2 separate regions of the Homo sapiens genome follow, and region 1 is linked to region 2. Evidence: read pairs that join two places in POLR2A ChIA-PET (ENCODE). Cell type or tissue: OCI-LY7. All regions are shown on one strand.

The links. Peaks named below come from ENCODE experiments on the same cell type or tissue, not always from the same donor. Only the 100,000 strongest peaks of a DNase experiment are listed, where the experiment ranks them.
Region 1: POLR2A ChIA-PET joins it to region 2 with 14 read pairs; 16 of 35 experiments call an interaction of 5 or more read pairs at or near these places.

Annotation. Positions count from the first base shown.
Region 1 is chr1:8,762,848-8,765,347 of GRCh38, reverse strand. The region is part of intron 1 of RERE (arginine-glutamic acid dipeptide repeats); the gene reads left to right. Among named protein-coding and RNA genes, the nearest start is that of RERE, 54 kb to the left of the region's middle. RefSeq lists an enhancer at 1,228-1,277. In OCI-LY7, CTCF peaks have their summits at 975 and 1,175 (motif pointing right); DNase peaks (open chromatin) are centred at 587 and 1,207; H3K4me3 peaks cover 1,267 bases; H3K27ac peaks cover 1,271 bases.
Region 2 is chr1:8,819,721-8,822,220 of GRCh38, reverse strand. No RefSeq gene overlaps it. Among named protein-coding and RNA genes, the nearest start is that of RERE, 3.3 kb to the right of the region's middle. RefSeq lists a silencer at 58-281. In OCI-LY7, no CTCF peak of the experiment used is centred here; no DNase peak of the experiment used is centred here.

The DNA.
Region 1 (2,500 bases), 57 kb after region 2:
CTACTCATCCCCCAGCCCTAAGCAGCCCTTAATCTTCTTTCTGTCTTTATGGATTTGCCTATTCTGGACATTTCACGTTAATTGAATCATGTAGTCTTTTGTAACTGGCTGCTTTGACTTAGTATAATGTTTTCAAGGTTCACCCATGTGGTAGCATAACATCTGTACTTCATTCCCAATAAATGCCAAATCATAGTCCATTGTGTGGCTATGCCACATTTTATTTATTCACTAGTTGATGGACACTTTGAATGGTTCTACTTTTTGGCTGTTAAAAAAATGCTGTTGTGAACGTTCATGTACAAACTTCTGTGAGGATGTGTATTTGCATTTCTCTTGGGGTGACTTCCAAAGCCTAAGAGTGAAATTTTTGGGGGGTATGGAACCTCTGTTTAACATTTTGAGAAACTGACAAACTGTTTTCCAAAGTGGCTACACCATGTTACAATTTTACTAGCAATGCATGAACCTTGCAGTTTTTCCACATTAGCACTAATACTTACTATCTGGGTTTTGGATTGTAGCCATTCTGATGGGTGTGAAGTGGTATCTTACAGTTTTGATTTGCATTTCCCTAATGAGGTTGAGCCTCTGTCTTGTGCTTACTGGCCCTTTGCTTTTTTGGAGCCTTTGATCTTTTAAAAATAGAAATCTGGGTGAATTACGTCCCTGAGTAATGGCTGTGTGGTGAACATTCTTTTCTTCTTAGCCTGGTCACCTCTTGCTTGCTTCAGTTTACAGGTAATTTTCTTCAGGGAGCCTTCCTTGAACCCCGGCTGTTTGCATTCAGCCCACTCTGTTGTTGTGATTGTTTATCTAGACTTCCTTTCTGACCACACTAAGCATAGTTAACAGAGATTATACTTGGCATGGGATTGACTGGATGACTGAATACATAGATGACTGTAGCTTTTTTTTGTTTTTAAACATTTAACTTAAGAAAAAAATTCTGTCTTGGAGTTAGTACCCGAAGCAGTATTTCATGATTTTTGTGTGTTCCTTGTTTCCTCTCATTTTCCCGATGGCACTAAGGCACCTGGCTGGGATCCTATAGAGAGCGACACATTGCAGTTGCTCTCTGCATAGTAAGCTTCCCCCAAGAGTCATAGATGAGGCAAAACCCATGTGTACTCTGAGGCCAGGGCTGAGTGCATAAGGAGCAGCTGCAACTTGCCCTGGGGATATTCTTTGACCTGGAGGAGGCAGTGATGAGGGAAAGGGAAGACAGCGTGGGAACCATCTTGATAAGAAGCATGGGGTTCTGAGAAATAGCCTCCTAGGATTGGTACACTGCAGCTGGTGGCAGAGGTCTTCTTGACCTTGAGTTAGCTTTTTGAGTGAGAATAAATAACAGTCAACTAGCACCTTCACTTCCTGAATTATAGGAGGGACTTTTTTTTTTTTTTTTTAGACGGAGTCTTGATCTGTTGCCAGGCTGGAGTGCAGTGGCGTGATCTCGGCTTACTGCAACCTCTGCTTTCTGGGTTCAAGTGATTCTCCTGCCTCGGCCTCCCGAGTAGTTGGGACTACAGGTGCGCATGCCACCACACCCGGCTAATTTTTGTACTTTTAGTAGAGATGGGGCTTCACCATGTTGGCCAGGATGGTCTCTATCTCCTGACCTCGTGATCCGCCTGCCTCGGCCTCCCAAAGTGCTGGGATTACAGGCATGAGCCACCGTGCCCGGTCTTGTTTTTTGTTTGTTTGTTTTTTGAGACGGAGTCTAGCTCTGTCGCCCAGGTTGGAGTGCAGTGGTTCGATCTTGCCTCACTGCAACCTCTGCCTCCCAGGGTCAAGTGATTCCCCTGCCTTAGCCTCCTGAGTGGCTGGGATTACAGGCGTGCGCCTCCACATCTGGCTGATTTTTTTGTGTTTTTAGTTGAGACGGGGTTTCATTATGTTGGTCAGGCTGGTCTCAAACTCCTGATTTCAAATGATCCATGCGCCTCAGTCTCCCGAAGTGCTGGGATTACAGGTGTGAGCCACTGCGCCCAGCTGGACATCATTTTTAATACTGCATGGAAACTCTTGATTATGGGAGTAGATTTTTTTTCTTTTAGTTTTCAAGAAGTACCTCTTACTTATTTTTTTAAGGACGTCTTATTTCTGAACTGAGAAGTGAATTACACCCTATGATTTTTTGCAGAGTTGTACAAAAACAAATAGAATCTGGATTTGTTCCTATGGTTGTAACTTTACTGAGGTAAATATTATCTTTCTCCATCAAGCTGTCTAGAAATAATCTTCTGTTTTCATTTTCGTCCTCTAAACCTGCTATATATTGCAGATAGGAAATTTCTGAGTCACTGTTTTCTTTTTTAAGCTTACTGGACCCTAACTTCTTTTAGTCTTCCATGCCTAGATTTTTGCTGATTGAGGGACTGTGATAATTTTTTTTTCCTCCTTTGCTCAAGAGTGTGACTTTACTGTAGAAGGCAAAATACTAATTTTCCATGGTCCCAGGTCATTCTGGAATTTTGAGCTCCTAGTCTTCATTTAT
Region 2 (2,500 bases):
GATATTTGATCCTTTGTTTTGAAAAGCTGTTTCACCTCTCTCTGTATTTGCTCACACATGTGCTCTGAAACATCAACCATTTCTCCGTTCCAATTCAGTGCAGGGACTTTCAAAGGCTACCAGGGGTTACTTACCTGGCCCAAGGGGAAAAAACTGGAGAGGGAGAAATTTCGATTTACAATAAATTATAAAGTGAAAACCCGCTGTGGGTAAATGCAAGGTGAGCTCGGAGAACTGGCAGTGGGGAAGAAAGAAGTGCTGCTGGAGGCTCAACCTGAAAAAGTGCAACGGGAGATATAGCTGAGGCTCGTTATTGGCTTATATTTGCACTACATAAACTTGGAAGCCAATTTCATAGAAAATGCCTAGAAACAAGCTTCAGTCTGCTACAAGGCCTGCTAAAGCACCCTAGTTCTGCTTAAGGCATTTTAGGGGAAAATAATTTACATGTTCTAAAGCTTGAGTACTGCTGGTGAATTATGAAGACTAGTTACCAGCTGTATGTTCAAAGAACTTGAATGGTTTTTTTTAATTATAAGAATTATCCATGCTTGATATGAAAAGAAAAAAGTCCTTGTCTCTAAAAAAAATTAAAATAAATGATTAAAAAAGTGAAACCACTAAACCACAATTTCTTAGGTTGAGTTTACTGGTGTTTATTTTATTATTATCCCCCTCAACCTATGTACACATAATGTATATTCTTTTGTCTATGCCAAATTTTTATGATTTTAAAAAATGAAATCAAAAGTATTAGAAGAACACTAAAACTTTTTCAAATCATGGATTGAAGAAGCTCTTTCTAACATGGCAGGAAATCCAGACGCCATAAAGGAAAAAACACCAATAAATTTTACTGCATAAATATTTCACATCCCTATAAGGCATAAAAACACCATAGCAATGCAAGAAACAGGCAGACTGGGGAGAAACATTTTCAACACGTATAAGCAAGGGCTAACTTCCTTTTTTTTTTTCCTTTGAGACAGGGTCTCACTCTTGTCACCAGGTTGGAATGCAGTGGCATGATCACAGCTCACTGCAGCCTCAACCTCCCAGGCTGAAGCCATCCTCCCACCTCAGCTTCCCAAATAGCCTGGACTACAGGCATGTGCCATCACACTCAGCTAATTTTTAAAATTTTTTTGTAGAGATGGGGGTCTCATTATGTTGCTCAGAGTAGTCTCAAATTCCTGGGCTCCAAAAAAAAAAAATTTCAATTAAAAAAATAAAGAAATCCACCTGTGATTTTGGGGGTGGGGTGTGTTAGGAGTAATATGAATCTAGTGGGTGTGTGTTGTTGTTTTTTGTTTCCCCATATAGCTATCTTGTTGTCCCAATATCATTTATTAAATAATCCCCATTTTCCATCTTCCTTTAATACAGCTCTGATGTGATCTCTGTATATTTAAAAAAAAATCACTTCTTACCTGTAGTAAGATACATAAAATAACTAAAAAAAGTCCTTGATATTTTCAGATTCAATAACTACTTTATTTACTTAATTCCCACTTAAAAATATTGCTGAAAAGAGAATAAGGAAACTTTTAAAAATTTAATATGGGAAAAAAATCCAAGTCGGTATTTTACGTCTTTAATCTTCAGCTAGTTCTTTAACTTCCGTAAGCCCCAGTTCCTTGACTTTTAAAATGGAGATAATAAGCCGGGAGCAGTGGCTCACGCCTGTAATCCCAGCATTTTGGGAGGCTGAGGCGGGCGGATCATCTGAGGTTGGGAGTTCGAGACCAGCCTGACCAACATGGAAAAACCCTGTCTCTACTAAAAATACAAAATTAGCTGGGCATGGTGGCACATGCCTGTAATCCCAGCTGCTCAGGAGGCTGAGGCAGGAAAATCGCTTAAACCCGGGGGTCAGAGGTTGCGGTGATCTGAGATCGCGCCATTGCACTCCAGCCTGGGCAACAAGATCGAAACTGTCTCAAAAAAAAAAAAAAAAAAAAAAAGAGATAATAATAATACACTTCATGGGGAGAAAAAGTGGGCTAAAGAATGTAACATGTTTCTTAGGGCACTGGGAACATAAGCTTTCAATCAATAGTTTAATAGTTGTTCTTAACGATGAAGATTATTTTACTGCATTATCAGCTTCTCAGATCCTTGGAAGGAGGTCCAGTACTCTCCGGCTTTATGGCTGGACCACAATTCTTTCGTGGGACTGTTACAGTTAAATGGGTTTAGTTTGCTAATTTTGTGGTCTGATACCATATATTATGCTTTGTAACTATGTGGCATTTCTGGACTTCTAAATTTACATTTTTATGGATAAATGAAAGTGACGGCCAATCCCTAATACCATAGTAAATGTTATTTCCTAACGTGGAGAGCCTCTCTCCTCCCTGCTGGATGGCAGTGCATTGTCCATTTGTCTACCACAGAGCTGAATCTTTATTAGAAATAATGCTCCTGTAAGTTTCGAGACCAGCCTGGGCAACATAGTGAACCTCCATCTCTACTAAAATTACAAAAGTTAGTTGGGTGT